Regions from separate parts of the Homo sapiens genome. Here region 2 is linked to region 1. A link is an interaction called in ENCODE POLR2A ChIA-PET data of the cell type or tissue named here. Cell type or tissue: CD4-positive, alpha-beta T cell. All regions are shown on one strand. Links, peaks and the distances in the headings refer to the core of each region. The heading gives the core; the rest is flanking DNA. Region 1 has its middle 50 kb from the start of TAB2-AS1. Region 2 overlaps PPIL4 (peptidylprolyl isomerase like 4).

The links. ChIA-PET counts read pairs that join two places held together with the same protein. Peaks named below come from ENCODE experiments on the same cell type or tissue, not always from the same donor. Only the 100,000 strongest peaks of a DNase experiment are listed, where the experiment ranks them.
Region 2: POLR2A ChIA-PET joins it to region 1 with 5 read pairs; 2 of 35 experiments call an interaction of 5 or more read pairs at or near these places.

What each region holds. Positions count from the first base shown.
Region 1 is chr6:149,199,766-149,216,305 of GRCh38, forward strand. No RefSeq gene overlaps it. Among named protein-coding and RNA genes, the nearest start is that of TAB2-AS1, 50 kb to the right of the region's middle. RefSeq lists an enhancer at 13,327-13,446. In CD4-positive, alpha-beta T cell, for the core only: no CTCF peak of the experiment used is centred there; DNase peaks (open chromatin) are centred at 10,856 and 11,376.
Region 2 is chr6:149,505,984-149,517,181 of GRCh38, forward strand. It overlaps PPIL4 (peptidylprolyl isomerase like 4), which reads right to left. Exons shown (of 13, transcript NM_139126.4): 12 at 6,172-6,319. It also overlaps the pseudogene RNU7-3P. Among named protein-coding and RNA genes, the nearest start is that of ZC3H12D, 27 kb to the left of the region's middle. In CD4-positive, alpha-beta T cell, for the core only: no CTCF peak of the experiment used is centred there; no DNase peak of the experiment used is centred there; H3K27ac peaks cover 481 bases.

The DNA of each region.
Region 1 (16,540 bases), core at 9,180-13,179:
AAATTTACTGGCACCTTAATCTTGGACTTTCAGCCCCCAGAACTATGAGAAAATAAATGTCTATTGTTTCAGCCACCCAGTCTGGGTATTTTGTGAAGGTAGCCTCAGCACACTGAGACAGCATCTGATCAAGTACTGACATCCAGAGTCAAACTCTCATTCTATGTTAGATACTAGGATATTTTAATCCAAATTAAAGTTATTTTAAAAGATAAGATTTCTGTTTCTCCATTCTTTCCAAACCAAGGTTGCCCTTGTCTCCAAGGAAGGGATCTCTGGAGCCCACAAGCTGAGGCAGGGTGGAGGAGCACCCTTTCTTCCCATTCGGCAGGGTGCTAGGTCCCTCCTGAGAGAAGCATGGGAGAATGTAGATCTAGAAGCCACGTGGCTGAGTAAATCAAATACTCATGAGAGTTATAAAGCACAAAGAAATATCAATTTCAATTTTTATCCATATCATGAACTCGCAGTTACAGTGTCTTCCTAAAGAAATGACATGGCTTAACTCATAAGCTCCTCTTCCCACCTGCCATTCTCCTTGTTTGGGGTTACTGTTGAGAGACTGAATGTATCATCAGACAACAGCCAGACTGTATATAAAAACAGGTCTCTAACCCACAACCTGCTCAGGAAATCAAACCCCTTATCTCCAATAAACAACCCAGGAAGCCAGCCTGCTGTAAGTCTGACTTGGGAAGCCAGATTGCTATCTCTTTAAACAATCCAAAAAGGTAAATAATAACTTCTGTAACAATCAGCCCCAAGTGCCCAGGACTTGATTAATAATAGATAACTTCCCTAATTTTTGTCCCCACTTCCAATTTAGGACCAACCAGGGAATGCCCTAGCCAATCACATGAGTGATTGGCTCCTAGATAGCCCACCTGCAGCTCCCCCTACCAACAGCCTTCAATTGGGGCACATGGGAAGCTTCTCTGTTTTCCACTAAATGCCTTCCCAGTCCTCTGCCTGCCTTTGATTCTCTGCCAAATGCAGTGACACTGGCTGACTCCTTCGCAATTGCAATCTCTGAATAAATAGCCTCTGCATTTCTCATTTAGTTGGTTTTTGTTCATTTCCAGTGTCTTTTCATCTATTCCCTAGAAGATTGAAAAGATTTTTTTCCCTAATTGCATCTTGAAACATTTTCTTTCATATTTATGAGGCAGATATTGCTTTTTTCCACAATTATAAATTAAAGGGCATATTCCATCCTTTTGACAAATGTGAACTTAAAAAAAATTTTTTTTATTTTACTTTAAGTTCTGGGATACAAGTGCAGAACGTGTAGGTTTGTTACATAGTTATATGTCTGCCACAGTGGTTTGCTGCACTTATCCACCCATCAAATGTGTACTTTAAAGATAGCCCAGAGGTTCCAGGTCCCAGAGTGATAGTTCTAGGCCAGCGATGTGCACACAGGGCCCCTGACCACCTCCCTGTTCTACCCCAGATCCACGTCATTTTTTGAAAAGTATTGGTAGTGACTTCCCCGGTAAGCCTGAGTTCCCAGATCCGACCCTGGCACCCGCAGCTCCCTGTCTTCACTGTGCCATTGCTCGTTAAGCTGCGCTGGTTGCCTGACCCCCCAGGTGTCCCCCCTGGGGACTGGGCACACAGTCTAGGTACTTGTTTTGCTCAAGCCAATGAAAAAGGCATGAGGAACACTTCAAAGGAAGCTTTCAAACTGCTGATCTTGGCAGTTCTGCTGTTTTCAAAGACAACAGAACAGTGGGAAGGAGGAAGATTTCATTTCCCTGGAGCTTCTCTGCTTAGCTCTGGAAACAATAGTAACCAAGTGCATTTTGGGAGGAATCATTTGAACCAGGTCCTTATCTTCATTGCTTGGAATAAGGTTTTATAAAAAACAAAACATCAACAACAACAAGAAAACTCCCCACTTAATTCAAACGCCACATTCATTTTCGTCTGGTTTGTTTCTCATCAATAAAAATGCATAATTAACTCCCTGAAGTTAGGCATTGCTAATGAATAGAAATCCATTTCAATGAATTCATAACCTGTGGGATTTCTGATGTAACCCTGTAATCTACTTCATTGACAAATTTTAAATGACTTGATGGAAGAAAATGAAGGTCCTAAGCTGCTGTTTGATGCTCAGTAGCTTGTTTCTTTTGTTAGTAGGTAGGGAGGCGGACTTCTCAGGCTTTACTATGGCTTACCCTAGGAGGACAACAGCACTCAACATAGGCTCAACAAAGCATCATATTTTTAATCCATCAGCAGTTTTCCAGAAGAATGTTGCTCATAATTAAATAACTTAAAGTAACAGAGAGTTAGCAAGAGAGGAGTCAACACAGGCACAATCTACCCGTCTATCCTCACCCATCTTTAGATATTGGTCAGCAGCTGTCATGGACTGGAGACTCCTGGGACCAATGGCCAATGACTGTGAGGATTGGAAACTGCAGTTCCTTGCTTTGTGTGTAGCTCTCTCCTCTGACTTGAGAATGCTGTTTAAAACGGTCTAGGTATAGTTCTAAACAGCTGACTCATCATTAAGGACAGGTGTCTGCAGAGAAGTCAGCAAGTGCAATTAATGTTAAAAATAAGATAACCTTTCAAAATACTACCCATGCACTACACCTGGCGTGTGGAAAAGAGGGGGCAGTCAATATCCCCTACATGGCCTACTGTTAGCCAGCCGAGCATACACAGAGTATAGGAAAAATACGTAAAACAGATCTTTATTTTGAATTTGAACCATGCATTCTATTATGGGTCCTACTCCAGGTGTTGTCCCATTGTATTCCAGGTGCCTTTCCCAGTTTCCCAGGGTGCAGGCCTGGTAATTGATTCTCTGAGTGACCATGTGGTCACTCCCTTGTAGCCAGTTGACCTCTCTGACTCTGACCTTCCACCCATCCTCCGTTTCCTTCGATCCTCCAGACCTTGGAATCTCTTCTCCTCCTGGCAAGGACTCCTGTCTTGGATGAACTTTAGTCAGGCTCCTCTGAGCCCACAGCTAGGCCTCATCCTTAGTCCTGGCCTTGGCCTGCTGAGCCCAGTTTTAGAAAAAAAAAAAAAAAAAAAGAAGTCCTGCTAAGGCAGCTTATCCAAAATCCCACCCTTGATATCTAACCAAGTTCCTCTTGGTAACTTTCCATTTCACCTCCTCAGCTGCCTGTTGGCTATACACCTCCTCTTGTTTCTGTTGTATCTAGAGTTGAGTTCAACTTCTCTCCCCTATTACAGTAGTGTTGAAGAAAGCCTTCCTTGCCATTTTTAACAAATGTCAGAATAATTTCTCTTTAACCCTTCTCAGACCCAGGGCCCCACCTCTTCTGCACCTGGAGTTCTCTTTGTCTTTAAGTGCTCGTCTCCTTCTTCAGATTAACACCCACTGCCAGGTGCTGGGGCATTGAATCCTGAGTGCTGGAAGAGAAGATAAAGGAAAAGCAGCCTTCTCAGCAGTCTGTTTTCAGGGCTGGGAAGGTGGGATAATCACAGCTTTCCCTACTCCTAAGTTAACGGTTCTGTGGCATCTCCCTTCCTTTTGCTAAGCGTAGCTGTCTTCTTAGTAAACCTGGTCTGGAACCCCAGGAGAAAAACAGGGGAAGAAAAAAAAAAAAGCAAGCCCTCATTTGTGATATCGGAAGAACTGAAAAACCTTACTCCCTGTCCACCACAAAAGAATTATCCTGTATATGGAATTAGAAATAATTAATGTGATTTGAAACTGGTACAAAGCAAACAATCAAAAGGCTCTGCTGAATTACTGGTGCCGTGTGGAAATAAATGGGTTTGGAGTCAGATGGGCCTGAATTTAAAGCCTGCCTCCCCCATCTAGCTTGTCAGGACCTCAAGCAAGCAGGTTAACGCTGGAGCCCAGATGCCTTGTCTGTAAAAATCTCCTATCTCACAAGGTCAGTAAGAGGAATAGATGAGCATCTAACACCATGCTTAGTGCAGGGTTATTTTTTAAAGGTTCATTTTCACTTCCTGACTCTCACTCTGTTTGAGAGACAATGGTTTGGAGACTAGAAAAATATATCGTTCAAAACGTGTGTGATTTTTTTAATCTTCCATGCTTTGATTTTGTGATTTATCTGATGCTAACATTATCATTTAAGAAATCACAATATTTTGTATGTCTTTTAATATTTTATAAGGCAATTCTATTTCTTTCAGTGTAAAATATAGGGACATTTTAAAACATAGTTTTATTTTTTCTGAGCTAACATGTTTTTAGACAGAATGAAGTTATAGTGCCACAATGAGTGAGAGGAAAATAAGAAATTTAGTAGAATGTAAAGTGATAAAACAGTAAACTAAATGTTTACATTTAAGTTCTATTATTTTTCTATGAAAAAATCTAGACATATGCATAAGTAGAGAGAATAGTGTAATGAAACCCCTTGTATCTGTCACCCCGTCTTAACAATTACATTTTGCCAATCTTGTTTTGTCTGTACATCACCCTGCAGTTCTCACCATCCTCTTCACTGGAATGTTTTAAAGCAAATTCTCAACATCATATTTTAGTGCATATTTCCAATAGTGAATTCTTCTTATTTTATATAATCAAATTACTACTAATATAGCTAATAAAATTTAAAAATAATTCCTTATATAGTTCCTATGTATTCTCAATGTCCACTCAATGTTTAAATACCCTGATTGTCTCAAAAGCATCTTTTTACAGTTGACTTGATTGGATCTGGTCCAAATAAGAAATTTGGTCGATATGTTATGTAAGTCTCTTTTAATCTATATCATTCCTCCCTCCTTCCCACCCCATTTGTATTAGTCTGTTCTCACATTGCTATAAATACCTGAGGCTAGGTAATTTATAAAGAAAAGAGGTTTAATTGGCTCACAGTTCTACAGGCTGTATAGGAAGCATGATTCTGGCACCTGCTAGGCTTCTGGGGAGGCCTCAGGAAACTTACAATCATGGCAGAAGGCAAAGGCGAAGCAGGCCCTTCTTACATGACCGGTGTAGGATGGAGAGAAAGGTGGGAGGAGGTGCTACCCATTTTTAAACAACCAGATCTCATGAGAACTCTATCATGAGAACAGCACCAAAGGGGGAATCTGCCCCCATGATCCAATCACCTCCCACCAGGCCCCACCTCTAACATTGGGGATTACAATTGAACATGAGATGTGGGTGGCGATCCAGATCCAAACCATATCACTATTCATGCTATTTGTTGAAAAAACCAAGTCATTTGTCTTATTGAATTTCCCATGCTCTGAATTTGGCTAATTGCATCATTGTGGTGTCATTTAACATACTCCCCATCCCCTGTATTTCCTGTGAGCATGGTTGGATCTAGAGACTTGATCAGATTCCGGTTCAATTTTTCAGCAGAACTTCATGGAAGGAGCTTGTACTTACTATTGATCACCTCAGGAGACACAAAATATCTCTTCTCTAGTGAATTTTCAACCGATCAGTGAAACAAAAAGTTATTTGTATTCCAATCCAGGATAATAACTCTCCATTTATGGTGGAAAGACAAGATTTTTTGAGTCATCCAGACTTGAGACAAAACACTGAACTGTGGCACTATGGACAAGACATTGTGGATTTTCCCATGTTGGGTGCTGGATATTCTTGTATTCCTATAAATATTCTTGAGCTTTGTTCTGGGATGCAGTTACATTACTTGGAAACAGTTTGACTCTTTGGGGTGTTGTTTTTAATATTGTTAGATGGGTCTGGAGCAGCATTAATCGAGAGCTAATTTTGTGCTACTGCTGAAGCAAGCCCTTTGAGTTCTCTACCCAGTGCCCATGCATTAGGAGGGTTTCCAGTCTGGCTGGTGGCCTGTGTGAGCACCAGGCACCATTCCCTCAAAGTCTTTAGGCTGGTTCTTTCCCCAGCCTCACACACAAGCAACGATCAGTCCTCTACTAAGTACAGTGTTACAGGCCTTGAGGTACAGACACTGCAGAAGCCAGACAATAATTCCCATTCCTATGAAATATACAAGTATTGTACAGATTACAACTTCCAAATAAAATGCAAGCAAATGTTGCCAACTTAAACCTCATTCACAAATGGGATTATCTCAACAAACCAAGTCCATTCCCCATGAATGCAGGAAAATAAACAAATATGTGCAAGAGCCCTATCAGATCACAGTATAGAAGGTCTTGTTGAAAGGATTTTTTAAGTAAGTCCCTGCTTTCTCCTTCTCTCATGTAGAAAAAAGCAAAATATACCTTTGCAAGGAGTATTTCCATCGGAAATCATTTTGCTCTCATGGAGGTGGAGAAAAATAATTTAAAACAGATAAAAGAGTGGATCTGGATAACTTTTCTTTTCTTTTAGATCTTAAAAACCATTCACTTCAATACCACGAGCCCATGTAAGAATGCCATTTAAAATAATGATTTTACATTCTCTAAATCTTTGGTATTTGTCATTTTGAGGGAATATCATGTATCATAAGACTGCTTTTATTTTCTTCCCATCAGACAAGATTATCCAAAGCAATTACTAATTAGCTGATTCAGGGCCCATGATAAGAACATACAAGAACTTTAGATGTTGTGTGGCTCCATGGCCCCTTTAAACCTGGGGGGTCCGCAGGTACACAACCAGTAATTTTTCTTAGTGCCAATGGTCGTGTCTCAGGCAGTTTGTACCACATGGGTTGTTGTGGTGGTGGTGGTGATTACTGATGTTCTTTCAAGAACTTTTAGAAGTTCTAGGAACACCGAGAATCAGATTAGCTGTCAGAAGGAGCAGAGAGATTATCCAACATTGGTTATGTATAAGGGATATTAAATACTATTGTTCTCAATAACATTAACAATGAAATATGACAACTTAATAATATAAATCTTAAAGACATACCAGGTCTCTTTAGAGATGAGATAGTTATCTTTATAGTTATGCCCTAAGCATTTCAATTAACTTGACAAGTTATAGCAATAAATACATAAAAGATGCAAAAGTTACATCTTCAATAAAGGGAATGTAGTGGTTTTCTTAATCCAAAATTTTGTTTTATATATGATACGCCCAGTGTTCTCTGTATGTGTGATTGGAAGACGCCATTGCTGGACAGGAGGAAGTGCAGATGCCCTAAACATTTAACCAGGTTCACATAGAACAGTAGGCTCTGCTTTAAGAGGGCAGATTAAGTGCATGTATTTACTTGCTTTCCATGGAATCCCACTTAAATAACACTTGAACAAGTAGAATAAATTCTTAACAGTACTGAGTGCTGTTTTTGACATATTCCTGAAAACCAAATACATGGGATCATATTGATACAAAATCATAGCAAGGAATGACAACTCTTTTCCCCAAAGAGCCCTGTGCCCATCTGCATTAGATTCCCAAGGCTGCCATAACCAAGCACTGGTGCCACAAACAGGGAGGTTTATAACACAGATGTATCTTCTTACAGTCCTGGAGGATAAAAGTTCGAAATAAAGGTACGAGCAAGGTTAGTTCCTTCGGAGAGCTCTGGGGGAAAATATGTTCTGTGCCTTTCTCCCAGCCTCTGGGGTTCCCAGCAGTCCTCGGCGCTCCTTGCATTGTAGACACATCGCTCCAGTCTCTACCTCTGTGGTTATATGGGTTCTCCCTGTGTGTTTCTGTGTGTCTTCATCTCTTCTCCTCCTCTCCTCCTCTTTTTTTTTTTTTGAGATGGTATCTCACTCTGTTGCCTAGGCTGGAGTGCAGCGGCGTGATCTCAGCTCACTGCAACCTCCGCCTCTACAGTTCAAGCGATTCTTCTGCCTCAGCCTCCCAAGTAGCTGGGATTACAGGTGCCCAACACCATGTCCGGCTAATTTTTTTGTATTTTTAGCAGAGACAGGATTTCACCATGTTGGCCAGGCTGGTCTCAAACTCCTGACCTCAGATGATCCGCCCACCTCAGCCTCCCAAACTGTTGGGATTACAGGCATGAGCCACTGAGCCTAGCCTTCTCCTCTTATAAGGACACCAGCGATACTAGATTCAGGGTCCATCCTACTCCAATATGATCTTATCTTAATTACATCTTCAATGACCCTATGCCCAAATAAGGTCACACTCTGAGGTAGCAGGGACTAGAACTTCAACATATCTTTTATCTTTTAGGGGGGCACAATTTAACCTGTAGCACCATCATTCACCTGTTTGCGTTCAGATTAATTTCCTACTCTCTCTCTCTCTCTCTGTCTCTCTCTCTCTCTGCTCTTTCTGTGTCTCAAAGTATTAACTCCTATAATCTATATTTTCCAGACTCCCTTGCCAAACTGGCTTCTGGCTGATGTCAACCAACGGGAGGCACTAGCAAGGGACTGGCAGGAGGGAGAACCGAAGAAGCCAGGGTGATTCTCCCCTCTATCTCTGCCTTGGGCAGTGTTTCCAGTAGCAGCTACATCTACTCCATGATTCTAGTTCCTTCTGGAAGGCTTGCTGTAGCTGGGAGGCTCTCCCAGTATGCAGCAAGGGGGCCAGAGCTGCTAAACTCTGTGAATGCCATCCTCCAACTCGCCTCTGCTTCTAAAATCTGAGTTGCTTCATTCTTCAGTTTGCTCTGTCAGCTCTTCCAAGACTTTTATAATTAATTCCCCTAATTAAATTCTCTCTATTGAACTACCTGGCATAAGTTCTGTTTTCCTGACAGACCCCTGACTGATCAAGCTTCAGGCAATGCCAAGCTCTGAGTCAACTAGTAGAGAACAGGAGTGTGCCAGGGGGCAGACATCAAGGCAAGTATTGAAAGGACCACCAATGGGATAAGAGAGCAGACCCCAGTGCCCCCCTTCCCTCCCCCTGCAAACGCAGCACAACTGTCAGGAGACGTGTGTGGGAAATAATAGCTGTGTGCAAAATCCTTCACGTTTCTTAGTGAGCAGCCAGTAGATACCATCCAATGTTGTTTTCAAAAGGAACTATAAGCATATTTCTAGTGTAATGATGTTACAGTAGACACCAAAATTATTTAAAACATCAATAAATAAAAATTATCTCTCAGGACTTAGACTTAGGGTAGGCAGGAATGGGCTTATTTTGGTTTATTTTCTCTCCTTCTGTGCTATTTGAATGTTGTAAAACTTTTGCCTCTATTACTTTTGGTTGTTGTTGTTGAGACGGAGTCTCGCTCTGTCACCCAGGCTGGAGTGCAGTGGCGAGATCTCGGCTCACTGCAAGCTCCGCCTCCTGGGTTCACGCCATTCTCCTGCCTCAGCCTACCGAGTAGCTGGGACTACAGGTGCCCGCCACGGCGCCCAGCTAATTTTTTGTATCTTTTAGTAGAGACGGGGTTTCACCGTGGTCTCGATCTCCTGACCTCGTGATCCACCCACCTCGGCCTCCCAAAGTGCTGGGATTACAGGCGTGAGCCACTGCGCCCGGCCGCCTCTATTACTTCTTTAATGTTTTAAGCACTAATTTCAAAGATTTGACTGGGTCTTTGTCTAGCTAAGGAACAAGTGATTTTATATCAAGTCTTATTTCCTGGACATAGAAGGGGGAAGGTAGAGATGAAAGAGTGGAGAATTTTGAAGCAGGCATGTGAATAAAGAAGGTAATGGCACTACCCATTGACTAAGTAATTGCTTTACATGTTACACTGTGGATGGGGGAAATCCATGCAGAGGGTGTTTCATGTTAGGAAATATGCCACTCTTTCCAAATGTGATATTTTTGAGAATTACTGTGTGTTAGGCCATTCTTGCATTGCTATATATAAAAAAAAAAAAAACGAAAACCTGAGGCTGGGTAGTTTATAAAGAAAAGAGATTTAATTGGCTCACTGTTCTGCAGGCCGTACAGGAAGCATGGTGCTAGCATCTGCATGATGTCCGGGGAGACCTCAGGAAGCTTACAATCATGGCAGAAGGCAAAGGGGGAGCAAGCATCTCACATGGTGACAGTGGGAGTAAAAGAAAGAGTCAGGGGTTGGGGAGGTGCCACACACTTTTAAACAACCAGAACTCATAAGAACTCACTCACTATTGTGAGGACAGCACCAAGTCATGAGGCATCAGCCCCCATGGCTCAAACACCAGGCCCCACCTCCAACACTGGGGACTACATTTCAACATGAGATTTGGGCAGGACAAATATCCAAACCATATCCTACTGTTCGTTCTTGGGAGATGTGTGAGTGCATTTGATCTATTATTTTTAATCCTCACTCCTACTCCTGCTGTCCAAGACCAGTAAGAAGGAGGAGGCTCATCTACCCCTCCACATTGGCAGAGGGCATGGAAGAGACAGAGCTGAAAGGGCTCAAGACTGCTCTGAACATTTATAGTAAGCCCAGGCATAGCTGCACAGGGTAGATAAGTAGTGCTGGAGTGATTAGAAACTTTCATCTACAACAGCACAGCATAGTTTTTAAAAAAATACATAGGCTTAAGAAAAAGATAAACCTGGGTTTCAGTCTCAGCATTGCCATCTACTACTTGTACTTAAATTCTCTGAACTTCAATCTCCATTTCTGCCAAACAGAGATAACATTTAGTCAACACAGTTTTCATGAAAAATGAGAAAATACATGCAAGGAATTTTATAGAATGTCTTGCACGTAGGAGGACCTCAATAAAACACATCCATTGCTGATGAGGAAATAGGTCAAATAAGGCTCTGCATATCTGGATATAAACAAAAGGTGATTGAGAGGGCTTCTTAGATATTTGTAGGTTTTTCAAAGCACTGACTTGCTTACTACTCCTGCTTTTCTTCCAGGCAGTCAAAGCATATTTCCTGACAATTGTACTGAGTGTTTTAAATAGACTGACAAACAACAGAGACAATCCCATGCAAAGCCAGCCTTCTCAGACCAGCTTGTTGCTAGCTGTGGTTGCAGGGAGCAGATTTAGATGAGTCATATGTTGTAGAAATGGGCAGAAAAGGACTGGAGTCCTCGAGACATAACCCCAGATTCAGAGTGTGACACTAAGTCTGGGGCTCTATTTGTAGTGGGTAGATAGCAGGAAGGTGTTATCCAGACTGTGGCCCAGTGAGGGGACCCAGAGTCCCTAGTCATCTGTTTCCTAATCTCCAAATTGCACTGTCCCTCCTGGAGTCATGCAGACAAAATGGGAAGGGCCTAGGCCAAAGAGAGTCAAAGAGTGAAGAAAAATGGTTAAGAATCTCCTAGGAAGCTTAGTAAACTTCTAACATCAACATTAACAAAATGTTTAAGAGAATGATAATTACAGGTGTCACAGGGCTCACTGTTTGCCTCATAAATAGGGCTAGATTCAACGTGTCTGGCATGTATCTGGAAAACTGGTGAGGTGGACCTGACAAAAGTCTCTTGGATAAAATGTATTCTAAAAGTGAAGAAAATGAGAGACAGATGACTTGACTTAGTCATTGTAGGAGGAAGTAAGTCTGAGTACAGCACTGTGTTCTCACTAAGTTTATCTACCGGTTGTGCCCAGCAAAAACGGAAGTAACGCCGAACTACAGGTGGTCCCTGATGGCCTCAGACAGACTCAGCAATAGGCATGTACAGGGTGAGCAGGAAGGAATACCTGGCAGAAACCTAGTACCCCATGGAGGGGCCTGCCACAAAAGAAGAGAACAAATGAGCATGACATTTGAGAGCTGTAGATGATCAGACTTGTTCAGTATTGCATGGGAGGCATCCTATAGAGATGCCCCATAACAGGACCTGTACCACTGGGCAGCAAAAAGAGATAGGGAACCGTGGGAGGCTATTGTGATCACAACCACTGTTTACTCATAGGCGAATGTGGCCTTGGGAAATGCCAGCACATGAGTAAATGACCATAAATGGTCATTCTTTTGACTGCTAGCTGATGGTTGAAAGCCTCAAAGAAATATACTATAGTCCACAATAACAACTAAATGCAAAGACCTCTGGAAATTTCTACAGATGTATAGACTCTGCTGTTAAGTCAAAGCAGACCTTTGTCTAGACAGCTCTGAGATAGATAACTCTTCTATTTCCTTCTGGCGTCTGCTATCTCTGGGGACTTATAAAGGACCTTGTCTTCCCTGATAAGGTGATATCATTTGATTTATGTATTAATTGGGTTGGGATAGGCTTTGTCAGTAACAGTTTTCTAAAAAAAAGAAATCTCAATGGCTTAATGCAATAAAGACTTACTTCTTGATCACATAGTGCCTGATACAAATTGGGCGGCCCTCCTCCATCTTAAATATATTCCAACTACAGCACATGGTCTCCATGATCATCATAGAAGGGAAAAGAGAGCTAGAGGATCCACAGGAAGATTTTCAGTGCCAGGCCTACCTAGAAATGTTCATCTCACTCCTGTCCATTTTCCCATTGGCCAGAATTGTCCAAGACCCACCTGGCCCATGAAGGCTTGGAAAGGGAGAGGGACACCTGACCACTGGGTGAGCATGAAGAATCTCTGCCACATATTTTCCTTAAACAATTCATCTCTCTCATTAGTTGCCTTGTTTAAATTGCTGTTGTTAAATACATTTAGTTAAGTATTGGCGAATGAATTAGTCAAGAAAGGAGAAATATATTCATCAAGGTTAAAAAAAAATTAAAAGCCGGTACCAGACACATCTTCTTCTGAGTCATCTCAGTGTGATTTATCTAGTAATGAGTTAAATGTTTGCTGTATATTTACCACGGAGTGAGACAGAGCAGCCTTTATGTTCTCAGCAACAGCTTCGAACGCTGCCAGCATTAGAACCTATTTGTTTTATTGAGAAGAGGGATTGTTGGCTGGAACACAAGGGCTCCCCATTACTCTTTCTGGAAAAAGCAATGGGAACTTTAACTTTTCTCTGGACAGCTACCAACATCTATCAGAAGAAACAAGAGTGTAACGTCTCTTTCTGAAGGGCCGCACTTAGAATGCCTAACAGCCTCCCAGCCTCTACTGGTGTCAGCAGTGGATAGAAGTCCAAATGCAAGCTATTCTGTGTTTACTGGAAGTGCTAAAGTGAATCAACCCTATAAACGGAAAACAACAAACTGACCTGACCTGGAATACTAAATGAAACCGAAGTCCAAAGGTACCAAGCTCAAAATCAAGAGCAGAGGCATTCAAGTGTACCCTCTTCCCCCCAGGATTAATTCTGAGTTCAGACAGAGACATATTCTATGACCTCAAGTAGAAGACTTCATGTCTCTGCACTTTGGCTAACTCAAGGTCAAACTCAAGTCTCTATCAAAGTTTTCTACTTCTCAAAGTTGAGTTTTCTAAAACTCTTTTTTTCAACTGACTGCTGACTTTAAATCTTCCACATGGCTTCCTTCAGCTTCAGTAGACTATCTGCTTCCTCCTAATTCACAGAGAAAACTGAGAAACGAGTGAGAAAACTCCCAACTCTGTCCACACTGCCCACAAGTTTTTCAGCCAAGTATTTTCCACTTCCTGTCCTGTTCATTCCTCCACCCACCACTGCCTGGCTTCCACCTTCGCTGCACCACTGAAGCTGCTCTGGTTAACACTGCTGCTGCCTTAACCTGAAGAACACTTGTAAATCCCTGTCTCATTTGACCTTCCCTTGGCATTCAGTACGGCTGTTGACCATTTCTTCACTTTCCATTCTGCTGGTTCCTGGTTCTCCAGGTTTCTGGTTCCCCTAACACCTACCAAGTCTCTTTAATGCCTTCTTAAATGTTGCTGTTGCCCCAGGTATCCCATTTAGCTCTCGGCTAATTCATTGAACAAGGCTTTCTTGAATGAGGAAGAACTTAGTGGAAAGGCTAAAGCCAATCAGCTCCTCAGAGTGAAAACGGGCACAAGGGTTGGCACCAGAAAAACAGAATAGAATAAGATCCACCCCTGTCCTCATGGACCTATGCTCTGGATCTCATTTGATTGCCCCAGCATCTACCCAGGCGCCCACGCTGAAAACTGTCACACTCACAGCCAAAAGATCCCCGAATACAGTCACATCTGTCTTTTGAAAATCTTTTGCATCTGCTCACTCTGCTTCCTCTGTGTGGTCATCAGCTGAGTTCCAGCTTTTGTCATCCATCACCTGGACCAATGGCAATAAATCTTCCTTGTTCACTCTGACTCCAGCCTCACGTCCCTCCAATCTTTCCTGCATATTGCATTCACAATGATTTTTAAAACACTCAATGTGGTCACATCATTCTTCATTCAAATCTTTTCAGTAGTTCCCCCATCATCTCCTTACGAGGCTTCTCATGAGCTGGCTCTCACCAGCTTCTCCTGTATCTCTTCTACTACTCTCCTGCGCACATCATAGCCTCCAAAATTAATAACCACCTTAGAGTTTCCCTGAGTGTTGACATGTTATCACACTTACACAGCAATAGCCTTAAGAAATCCTTTACAATCATGTGACTGAGATTCTTCATGTTATCTATGTAGTTTACTTTTTATACCACAAGTCTTGCACATAAAAGCACATTGACTTACTCATCTAACAGGCATCTCAAACTTAACTTATCTGACACAGAAAAACCTGCTCTTTCCTGCTCTTCTCCATCTTCACTGCTCAGGCCCGAAAACTCGGAGGCAAACACAATTCCTCTCCCTTTCCAATATGTCCAAATCAGCTGTCAACTCCATACCCAATATATAGCCCAAAGCAATCCACTTCACTCCATCACCATGGCTGTCTCCACAGTCCATGTCACAGTCTCCAGATGACTATAAAACTTCCCAGCAAGTCTCCCTGCATCCAGTCTTGCCCCCTTAGAATCCATTCTCCACACTGCAACCCACGTGATCATCTAGGAACATAAATCCTATCATGTCACTCCTTGTTTAAGACCCTCCGATGGTTTCCTTGAAACTTAGAGGAAATTTCAAACACTTTCAGAGCCCTGTGTGAATCAGCCACACCCTCCCCACTCCTCCTGTGTACCCCTGTCTTTCCCGCACCCTCTGTGCTCCAGTCACACTGAACTTCCTTCTGTCTCAAACACACCAGCCTTATTCCCACCTCAGACCCTCGCAGTGGCTGTTCCCTCTCCATGAGATGCCCTTCTTGCAGAGGCCGGCTCCCTCCTGATGTTAGATGCCAGCTTAAATATCACCTCTTCAGAAAAGCCTTTCAGGATTACCATGCCTAATGCACCTTCATCACATCACCCTGTCCTATTGGTATTATGGCTCTTACCACTGCCTGACTTTAAATCAGCTCTCTCCCCTCATGAAAGTATAAGGCCCCAAGGGCAGGAACTTGTTTATTACTATATCTAGTGGTGGTATCCAAATTATTTAACAACAGGTCTGGCATAGACTCCAACCCATCAGAAGGGATGCCCATCTGTAAACCCTCAGCTGGCCTGACTGCAAAGTAGTCACTGGACATCAGCCTTCTTGTGTCCTGCATCTGAACAGTGTGACTCTCAATACATGTCAGTTGAATGGGTGAATGAATAAATTAACAACTGTTTCTTGGTTAGGTTCACTGTTCCATCAGGAACACAGGCCTTCACTGTTTTTCTTAAAAAATATATTTATTTATATATTTATTTTTGAGACTGGGTCTGGCTCTGTCACCCAGGTGGAGTGCAGTTACATGATCACAGCTCACTGCAGCCTCAACTTCCCAGGCTCCAGCGTTCCTTCCTCATTAGCCTCACAGGTAGCTGGGACCACAGGCACATGCCACCACATCTGGCTAATTTTTGTATTTTTGGCCGAGATGGGGTTTCACCATGTTGCCCAGGCTGGTCTCGAACTCCTGAGCTCAAGCAATCCACCCGCCTTAGCCTCCCAAAGTGCTGGGATTACAGGTGTGAGCCACCGTCCCCAGCCACAGGTCTCCATTACTAAAGAAGGGTGTACTGAGCCCCTACATGTCCAGGCCTGATCTGCACCCACTGAGAGGCCCCTCGGTTTTCCTGCACAGGTTACTTCTCTTCAGGGACTGTTGTTGTTTTTAAATTTTATTTGAACCAGTAGCTCTGGAATTTGGGTAGGATGATTTCCGCCCAAGTCCTTGACATCCACCAGTGTTTACTTCCTTTTTGTGCATTCTGTGGGCACCCACGGCTGAACAATAGTGAGAGGGGCTCTGAAACTGATTTCAGAAGATGGGGTTCAAGGTCAAGCAATATCACATGCCAGCTGTGAGTCGTCAGGTCTTGGACAGATTATTTAAGTTCTCTGAGTCTACTTTTCCATCTTTAAAATAGGCACATAATAATGGCCTACCTCCCGGGATGGCTGAAGGACTGTATGAGATGGTACACAGCAAAGTATCAAACCAGCCACACCTAGCATTTGAGAGCCATATGTGTTAATTTCATTTTGCTCACCACTTCTCTTCAGAGTTGTTATGAAAATCAAATGAAATAATACACATGCAGCTGCTCTGCAAACCATATGTAATGTTCAGATTATTGATAATAAATTATCCCTGATTTGAGAAATCAGGTGGCTTTCCAGAAATTATGAAGAGCTGGAAAGGAACTTTAGGCCTTGTGGTGGCAAAGTCAGTGCTCCAGCCAAGGAGGCCCATGCTCTGCTTAGCTAAACGGCCCTCCCTGGAGATAGCATCATTGGAGGGCAATCTTAGTATGTCATACAAGGTTGCTAGGTGCTAAAAATATAGACTTGCCAGTTTCCTACAGAGAAGGAGGGTTTTCTGCTGGGTTCAAGCATTACT
Region 2 (11,198 bases), core at 3,241-7,240, 300 kb after region 1:
TGTCTCTAGAGCAATCTGCAAAATCAAAAATTCTGATTATGTATAGTCTTATTCCCAGCTCCCCACCCTTCACTCCCCCAAAACGTGGTCCCATTATTGATCTGCAATGAAACTACTAAAATTCCCATAAGAATCCTATAAGAAGATATCATTGAAATAACTTAGCAGGAAGAGATCTTAGACAAGTCAGTAAGTCTTAAATAAGAAAATGGAGGCTGGATGCGGTGGCTCACGTCTGTAATCCCAGCACTTTGGGAGGTTGAGGTGGATGGATCACCTGAGGTCAGGAGTTCAAGACCAGCCTGACCAACATGGAGAAACTCTACTAAAAATACAAAATTAGCCAGGTGTGGGGACGCATGCCTGTAATCCCAGCTACTCGGGAGGCTGAGGCAGGAGAATTGCTTGAACCTGGGAGGCAGAGGTTGCGGTGAGCCAAGATTGCCCCACTGCACTCCAGCCTGGGCAACAAGAGCGAAACTCCATCTCGAAAAAAGAAAATGGATAATGTATACTTGGGTCTGAGCAATTAATTTTTAAAGTGTTTTATTTTATAACAGCTCCTCTCTAGATGTTCAAATACATCTTCCATGTTTAGAAAGACAGAAGTTAGAGAGGAGAATTTTTTTTGAGACAAGGTCTTGCTGTCTCCCAGGCAGGAATGCAGTGGCACGATCATGGCTCACTGTAGCTTCAACCTCCCAGGCTCAACCGATCCTTCCCACCTCAGTCTCCTAAGTAGCTGAGACCACAGGCATGTGCCATCACACCTGGCTAATTTTTGTATTTTTTTGTAGAGACGGGGTTTCCCCATGTTGCCCAGGGTGGTCTCAAACTCCTGGGTTCAAGTGATCCCCTCCCACCTCGGCCTCCCAAAGTACTGGGATTACAGGCATGAGCCACCTCACTCAGCTGATTAGGCTTATGTCAAAATTATTATATTTCTTTAAAATGAGTTTTTAAACACTGGTAGAATCCTTTGCCCCAAAGATAATAAAATTGCTACATTTAATTCTACTCTTAGACCACAGCCAATGCTCTTTCAAGAGATACTTTGTAAAATTTAACTTTCTTAAGACTGCCCAAAGGAAAGGAAAATTCTAAGGACTAAACTCCCAAGGGTCTCAACTCTATCACCAGATACCACTGTAGCAGACATAAATGTCAAGGCTTAAAATTCAGAGTGATGAATACCCATGGTTAAGGACTGGGTTTTAAGCAAATTATTAGTTATTCCATATACTGTCTAGATACTGTACACCTTGAGTTTGACAGTGTGTGAAAACAGATGTAACAGGATTGTTATAGTAATAATCACACTGTGTAATACAGTATTATAAACTGATTTGTGATTTTCCACACAATCCCAATAGTTCTTGTCATATTATAAGAGTCCCTGAGGTAGAAAAAATGAGTAGGCATTTTGGTTTAGCCTTTTGCCATCAATTTTCTAGTAAAATATGACATTCTGAGATAAAAGAATTTTTGTGCTTCCTATAACATATACAAAATAGAAATATTCATATACTATTATATCTGTACATCTTGTACTTATTTCTGTATTGGTTGAGACAAACTTTTAAAATGCCGAGACTGCTGGCTGATGTATAAATTTATAAAATCCTCAGTATGTTATTATACAAATGGGCACTTAAGTGCTTTGAGTATTTAAAATAGAAGAGATAAAAGATTATGTAGCACTTCATTCTTTTAAAAATTTGAGGAAGCTGAATATTTGAATTGGACTGAAACTTTAAAATCACTCCTACTCGGGAGTAGTTTTCAAAGCTACACAAGCTTTGAAGTCAGGTAGATCTGGGTTCAAATAGTCTTTGACATTTAGGAGATGTGTCAAACAAGTACTCTTAAGGTTAGAATAATTAGAGAAGGTTTCATGGAGAAGTTAGGATTTCAGATGAGCCTCAAAGGGTAAGTGAGCTTGGGTCTGAATGGGCTGCAAGAAGGCTAATGAAAGTAGTGTAAGTGAAAACTGAAAAGCAAGGAAAAATGAGCCCTGTATGTATGAAGGGGAAAAGTTAAAGTGGCTGAATGAAGCCATGTAAGAGGAGATCCTCCAAGTACATGCTAACACAGTGCTAAGAGCTTTAGGAGTGCAATATCCTCATTCTAGAAATAGGGAAACTGAGACTCAAGAGATCTGCACAGGTTGGAGATAATTTAACTTGACATCCAAAATTAAAAAGGGGGGAGTGGTACAGAATAATGGGGAAAAAATCCAACACCTGACTGAACCAAATAAATGTTAAAATTCTAGCTCTCCCACTATAAAGGCCTAAGGGCCTGTGGGATCAGTATCTTCATATCTAAAGTGAGATAAATGAATTAGATAAGGTCTAGGTCCTTTCCAGTATGAATTTTTAAAAGTTATATTATTTATACATTTAAAACATAAGACAAGATGATTAAACTACCATGTGGCAAAAAAAGAAAAGAAAAAACGAAGAACACAAAATGGCCAATTTAAAGCAATTAACCTAGCAAATGACTTGAAATAAGCAATCAAAAAAAGTCTAATCTAATTAAAAGCTATCCTTGCTCAAGTCTCTGGGACTAAATCAAAGATCTGGTTAAATCTTAGTCACCAAGATAACATTAAATCACTAAAATGACAGAAAAAGTACAGTCAAGAATACAAACACTATGAAAACCCCAGTGGAAAACTGACAACCAGCATGAATACTTCTCAGCAAGGCAACCCCCAGCTGAATACGCATTTCCTGTAACCCCAGTAAAACCCAAACCTCAACAACACAAAAACCATCTCTGGAATTAAGACATGAGGTGGAAAATTAAACAAACGTTTTCGAATTGATTAGTAAGGCTAGTTACTCAATAAAAAACAAAGAATTTGAAGAAATAAGTTAAAATACTCTTGGGAAACCAGACTCACTAAGCAAAACACCGACAAACAGGAAAATATGAACTATAGCTGAAATTTGTCTAGTACTGAAAATTCTCTTTAATGAATTTTAAAAAATAAAAAACAAAATAATAAAAAATCGGGGGGCCATTAAAATCTTAAATACTGATGCTGAGTTTTATTAGGAAGAAGAGAAAATTAATGTAGCTATATCATTAAATCAAAGTACAAAACTTTTTAAAATTTAATATACTTTAAGGGGAGAAGTTAGGAGATCATTATTCAGAATTTAATAATTTTATAGTTAATATTGCCTTAAAATTTCAACTTAAAATTGCCTTAAAATCTTTTTAAAAATACTAATAGCATTCCCCCAAAATCTTGATGCTTTTACTCCATGCAAAATGAGAAGGATATTTGCTACTGTAAGGTTTCAAGTAATCAAACAGCAGAATCAGAAAGACTCACACAAAAAAAACACAACCAGTCTGAAATTTTTTAGACCTCTGATTATCTCAAACACACCAATGTTTATTTATCTCAGGCTTAAATTCATGGACGGTTCCATGTACAAGTGCAGGATGAAAAGCTGGAGCTAAAAGCAGCACATGGAGGGGGAAAGAATTCAGAGTTTTTAGTGGAAAACATGCTAAACATTCACAGGAATGTGATACAGCCACCAGTAAAGAAGACTGATGCGACCTCAGACTAAAGTAATAGAGTACAGACATTTAAGAAGGAGGAGATGTGTTCCTATTAGATCACATTGGAATATTATACTATGGGACAAATTTTATTAAAATAACATTAGAGTTTAGGAAAGAAAACTGATGAGAATATACCCCAGGTAAGAAGACGAGCAAAAGTAGTTAGGAGTATGTTTCAAGTTAAGAGTAGTTAGTTTCAACTATGAAACTAAACTGTGGTTCCACTACTTACTAGCTGTGTAAAACTATGGGCAAGTAACAATTTTTGTTCTCACTTTGTTGTGTGAAAGGGGGATAAAAGAACCCACCTTACATTGTAAGGACCAAAAAATATTAACTACTACTACTTTTTTCTTTTATTTAAAATTTTTATAGAGACAGGGCCTCCTATGTTGCCCAGGCTGGTCTTGAACTCTGGGATCAAGCGATTCTCCTGCCTCAGCTTCCCAACATGCTGGGATTACAAGCATGAGCCACTGCACCTGGCCTACTACTACTTTTATTACCACCGATTCATGTGAGAAATATTTGCAGGAACCAACAAAAGTATGGCCTGAAAACGGGATGAGGCATGAATGATGGCAATCTTTAAACAGCTAAAGGGCTATAGAAAGAAGAAATTCTATCTCTGCTGGATTATAGCAAAGAGCTAACTACATATATCAAATATTTACTTGCTAAATTTTTTTAAATCAATAACCCATAAAACACATAAAATAGTTACCCACAGAGGGAAGAAGGAAAAGGGGAGGGAACAAGAATGGAAGCTAGGTTCTCTAAATGTACCATTTTGTAGATTTCACTTTGGAAACAGTTTTTAAAACTACAAAACAAAAAATTGTTAAAGCAACCCTTAAAACATTAAAAATAAATAAATAAAAATGAAACAGGGCCGGGCGCGGTGGCTCACGCCTATAATCCCAGCACTTTGGGAGGCTGAGGCAGGCAGATCACGAGGTCAGGAGTTCGAGACCAGCCTGGCCAACTTGGTGAAACTCCATCTCTAGTAAAAATACAAAAATCAGCCAGGCATGATGGCAGGTGCCTGTAATCCCACCTACTCGGGAGGCTGAGGCAGGAGAATCGCTTGAACCCAGGAGGCGGAGGTTGCAGTGAGCCGAGATTGCACCATTGCACTCCAGCCTGGGCAACAAGAGCAAAACTCCGTCTCAAAAAAAAGAAAGAAAAGAAACACTTTAACTGAAATATGAATCTAGTTAATGTCATAACCACAGAGAGAAACTATTCCAAGTAACTCTAAAACTAGTAATTTGCTTTAACAGTTAAAAAAAAAAAGTAGTAACAATAATAACCAGTGTAGAAAATGTTTGCACACGCATTTTTTTCACTGAATCTTAACAAAATGCCTGTGAAGTATTTCTCACTTTTCACAGAGGATGAAACTGTGGCTCAGAAAGTTAAACAACTTGTCAAGGTCACTTTGATGGCCAGCAGTATGTAAACCTAGCTCTCCTGACAGCAAATCCTTGACTCTGCCTATCATACTACATTTCTCTATTTCTGCATCTTTGGTTAACATTCTCACCATCTTAAATTCCCTCCCTTCTCACCTCAGCCCACTGAAATCCTTCTCATCCACCAGGGCCCAGCATAAATGTTTCTATGTGGTAAAACAAAAGCAAGGAGCTCTGATGTAAAAAAAAAAAAAAAATTTTTTTTGGAGACGTGGTCTGGCTCTGTCATCCAGGCTGGAGGGCAGTGGCATGATCTGGGCTCACTGCAGCCTCTACCTCCTGGGCTCAAGCGATCCTCTCAAGCTCCCAAGTAGCTGAGACCATAGGTGCACACCACCATGCCTGGCCAATTGTGTGTGTGTGTGTGTGTGTGTACTTTTTGTCAAGGTGTGTGTGTGTGTATTTTTTGTCGAGATGGGGGTTTCACCATGTTGCCCAGGCTGGTCTCCAACTCTTAAGCTCAAGCGATCTACCTGCCTCGGCCTCCCAAAGTGCTAGGATTACAGGCGTGAGCCACCGTACCCAGCCTGTAAATTGCTTTTTATTTAACTAAGAACCAAAGCACAGGCTGGAAATAATCACTTTTCTTCACAATAAATTTTCTTTGGGGAATTTTTATTATTTTTTTTAAATGTGCTGTTCAGGAGAGCTTTTAGCATGCTAAAGTTAATTACCAGTGCTGTTTTTCTTATATACAATACAGCAGGATATAAATGTTTTATAGGATGTAAAATCTCAAGAGCCCTTAAGTGCTATACATAACACTTGGTGATAAATTAAGCAGATAAATGACAAAATCTTTTTCAGCACAACCACACTTGTTTCTGATGGGAATAAAGGAGTATCCACAGGTACGGAAATCACTCTTGCTTCACAATGTGGAAGTATTTGATACATTAAGTTATGTCAAAAATGATCTTTTATCATTTGTGATAAATATTTTTGAAAATTAAAATCCCATACCCCAGTGCAACCATTCTGCTTCTTAGGAACAAACCCATCTCTGCTTAGAACTATCCCTTACCTCCTAAATTATATCACTAAGACATCATTTACAGAGGGATAAAATATTTATTTCTCCACATCTAAGTCTGGACATTAGAGGTACCTGATTAGTATTTTTGATTGGCATGTAGTCCTCATCTTCTTTCTCTTCAGAACAGTGATGGGTTTTCTTCTTGTGTTTTTTACTTGTGTGTGAGTGACTTGATTTTGAGTCTTCGGCCTGCTCATCTAATATAAGATCGTATTTTGTACTGCAGTAGTTAGTTAAGGATAAATGTGATAAATAATACTGGTAAGACATCAAAACTTAAGATCTGGTAAACAAAGGAGGTCATAAGGCTAAAAGTAACTAAAGCAAAAAGCATCTCAAAAGAATATAGTACATTTCTAAAACAAAACTAACATTTTCTTTCATTATATAGTCAGGAGAAATGGAAAGAATCCTAATCCTAAACAATCTTAAAATAAAGACTAGTAGGCAAAAAAATTAGGAGGAAAAAATAAACGTATTTGTCAATAATTTAAAAAATTTAAATTTAGAAAATGAGGGACATCTTTAACTAGAAAAAATTATTATAAATTCCAATGCCCAGAAAAGCTATATAAGATAACAGGTACATTTGTATGTCTCTTCTTTTAGTTCAATCAAGAGGAAATTCAGCAATGCATATCGAGTTATCATGTTTAAATTCTTCTTATTATTTTTTTTGAGACGGAGTCTTGCCCTGTTGCCCGAGCTGGAGTGCAGTGGCGCGATCTCAGCTCACTGCAACCTCCGCCTCTCAGGTTCAAGCAATTCTCCTGCCTCAGCCTCCCGAGTAGCTGGGACTACAGGCACATGCCACCACGCCTGACTAATTTTTTGTGTCTTTAGTAGAAACGGGGCTTCCCCATGTTGGCCAGGCTGGTCTCAAACACCTGACCTCGTGATCCACCCGCCTCGGCCTCCCAAAGTGCTGGGATTACAGGTGTGAGCCACCACACCTGCCCATCATGTTTAAATTCTAATAAGAATTTATGAATACAGTTAAATGAACAAAAATATACATAAAAGCCAGGCGTGGTGGCTCACACCTGTAATCCCAGCACTTTGGGAAGCCAAGGCGGGCGACTCACTCGAGGCCAGGAGTTCGAGACCAGCCTGGCCAATATGGTGAAACCCCATCTCTACTAAAAATACAAAAATTAGCCGGGCATGGTGGCGCAACCTATAACCCCAGCTACTCGGGAGGCTGAGGCAGGAAAATCATTTGAACCCAGGAGGTAGAGACTTTTGTGAGCCGAGGTTGCACTACTGCACTCCAGCCTGGGTGACAGAGCGGGGACTCAGTCTCAAAAAAAAAAAAAAAAAAAAAAAAAAAATATATATATATATATATATATATATACATATAAAAAATATGCATAATAGTATTACTTTTAGTAGCAAAGTAGGAACAACAAAATATCTAGTAATAAAGACATACTTAAATGCATTATAGTACTTCAACAAGATACAATATTATAAATGAAGTTATCAACAACGATAAATGCTACAGAAAAAACCCTAGAAAGGTGTTTATGAAAATTAACATGAAAAAAGCTTAAAGCAAAAACAACATATACCATACAACGATTATAACTTTACATAAGAGAAAGGTTTGAAAGAAACAAGGAGAAATAAAAAGTATCATGTGTCTAGGTGATGAAGCTACGAGTGAATCTTTTTAAATTTCATCTAAATGTGTTAAAAATGTTTTAATGTTTTAATTCAGAGATAAGTATTTTCTTAAATATACTATAATAGAATAAGAGAAAATATAAAAGAGTTACGATTTCTGCTGAAAATAATCTCAACCTCAAAGGTGGATTTTGAGGAAGACTGACATGGGCTGGAATGGTGGTTTTCCAGAGAAAGGTTATGAGGAAGCCCAACAGGCAGAGCTATGCTAATTACATGTGGGACCACAGTAAACGCAGACACACTTCCCTCAGGACTAGAGGCTCGTGTCTGCTTCACAAAGCCACAACTCAACACTTTCCACAGGAATGTCTCACTTCTACATAAGATCAAATGAAAGACATTGTTCCTCCTAGCTTCCCATGAGATGGCTAAAGAGGGTTAGTCAGCTCGTACCATTCGGTTATGACTCCATTATCTCCAACTTCCCTCTTTTCACTATGCTACTCTGTTTCCGGGGCATCTTCTGGATCTTGCCTTTTCCAGATACACATTCCATAGCTCCCACCTATGATTTCATCCTAATGTGTGCTCTGCACATGCTGCTCCCTCTGTCCAAATTCTTCAGAGCACTCAGTCTTGCTCTGTTGCCCAGGCTGGAGTGCAGTGGCCTGATCTTGGCTCCCTGCAACCACCCCATCCAGGGTTCAAGCAATTCTCCTGCCTCAGCCTCCCAAGTAGCTGTGATTACAAGTGCACACCACCACACCCAGCTAATTTTCGTATTTTTAGTCGAGACAGGGTTTCGCCACGTTGGCCAGGCTGGTCTCAAACTCCTGACCTCAAATGATCCACCTGCCTCAGTCTCCCAAAGTGCTGGGATTACAGGCATGAGCCACTGCGCCTGGCTCAGAGCAATGTTTTTCAAACTGATGACTATAATCCATCAATGGGGTATAAAATCTATTTAGTGGGCCACAACAGCATTTAAAAAAAAAAACAGAAATACAGTATATGCCTAAAAAAATTTTATTTTATTAATCTTTTGGTTCAAGTGTGTGTGTGTGTGTGTGTGTGTGAATGTTTGTACTGTGACTGTATTGGGTTAAGACAAAAACTGTATTTTTTTTAATTTTTTTTTTGAGACGGAGTTTCACTCTTGTTGCCCAGGCTGGAGTACAATGGCGCGATCTTGGCTCACCACAACCTCTGCCTCCTGGGTTCAAGCAATTCTCCTGCCTCAGCCTCCCGAGTAGCTGGGATTACAGGCATCCGCCACCACGCCTGGCTAATTTTTTGTATTTTTAGTAGAGACGGAGTTTCTGCATGTTGGCCAGGCTGGTCTTGAACTCCCGACCTCGGGTGATCTGCCCGCCTCGGCCTCCCAGAGTGCTGGGATTATAGGCATGAGCCACTGCACCCAGCCAATTTTTTTTTTTTTTTTAAGAAAAAAAAAATGGAGACCGGGTCTCGCTATATTGCCCTGGCTGCTCTCAAACTTCTGGGCTCCAGCAATCCTCCCACCTCGGCCTCCCACACTGCTGGGATTACAGGCATGAGCCACTGCACCCAGCCTATTTCTTAAATGATGGATCATACGAAAGAAGACAGCACTCCCATGAGCCACTGCACCCAGCCTATTTCTTAAATGATGGATCATACGAAAGAAGACAGCACTCCACCTCAGCCCTCCTATCTCCCATATTAGTGTCACAGCTTTAATGCCACTTTTTTCAGTGTTGAGGGTATTCTCTAACCTCTCGCCCCCTATTATGAGTCCCATATCTCTTTGCAATATTTATTTGCAATAATTTAGACGTATTTAGAATGGTAATTATTTAATGTCTGGTTTTTTTTCCCCACTCCAACAGCAAAATGTAAGCTCTATGTGGGCAGGAACTGAATATCTTTCATTGCTAAACTGAGTATGTGACAGATGCTTACTAAGTATCTGTTGATTACTTGTCATACCCTCAAGACACTTGTTGTATCTCCTGCTTCCTCACTTACCCACTATCTTGTACTTATCACTAAAATCAACACTTTCAGAAGACATCAAATCCCTCTCCCTTTGAATAAAACACAAATTTGTGAGCTCACTGCCATCTTTTCTCCAATTTCTTCCCTGAGGTCTAGTTGGGCCAAGTTATTTCCTTCTCCTACTTCTATTTTTGATTCTTCTTATTAATAATCTATACTTTCACTAATTTCTCTTTCTCTTAAGGCCCATAAAGTAGATGCCACCATGCCTTCTTAACTGACTTAAGACAATTTATCTGCACATCAGACTATCCCCTAACAGCATTTCTCTCTTTTGCATCAACTTCAAAAGGCTAGAAGCTACACTATTCCATATAAGTATATGTGTGGTTGTTTCAATTAATTAAAATTAAAGAAAACTTAAAATTCCCCTTCTTCCAGCTATAGTTATTAGTAATAAGCCTAAATTTAATTTCAAAGATTTGGTAAATAAATATCAAATGTATTCCATTCATAACTTTTATGATTTTGAGCTTTCAATCATATGCCCTTGAATGTTGATCTTTTCTGACCAAATCTCAGCTTCTTATTTGGTCTGTCTGCATGTGAAAGCCTCTCCTTATGCTGATTTTATCAGCTTTCTTCAGACTTTATCCAGTTCTAACACCTCACAATGCTTTATACATTGCAGACAATCAACACATCTTAAAACATGAATATAGACCAGGTCAACCTGATATTCATCTTTCTTGATGAGTACTTGGAAAAGAAATGTCTACATATGTAGAAAAAAAAATCCCTGAAATACCAATAGAAACTAGGAAACAAAGACACCATTTACCAGAAAGAATCACAACAGAAATAACTCTTGCAATGTGTGGAGTGATATATTTATAATGGGAAAAATTAGTGAACCAATTTAAATGTCATAATATAAACAGTATGTTTCATTACTTTTTACATGTCTCAACCTAAAACTTGGAAGAACCTGAAGTAAATGGTCAAGTCAATGGATTTCTTTTTAATCCTACAAAAGTGAACTCTTGCACTCAGTAGAAGCCCAATAAATATTTGTTGTTGAAATTACAATATACTATACCGAAAGAAGTAACCTAACATTGTAACAGAGAACAATAGGATTTTGTTATCTAGGTAAGGAAGTTAAACATAACAGCAGGTAGCACAAAGGAATCAGCTTAGCAATAATAAATTTCAGATTATGAGGAATAGAAAACATTACAATTACATATAGAAAATACAAAGCTAGTGTTACAGCTCTTTTAGAATTTGTCTAGTAGGCTTTCCGGTTTTTGCAGGAAAGCCCCCCCAAAAAGAAAATACAAATCTTACCTGAAGATCTTCTGAGAATATGATAAGTAGGAAAGTACTTAACCTAGAGTAGGAAAGTATTAATAAAAGAATTAGGCTACAGATTTCTTTCAACCTTAACTTTCTCCATACACTAGAGTATAGTGAAAAAGCAAAGTATA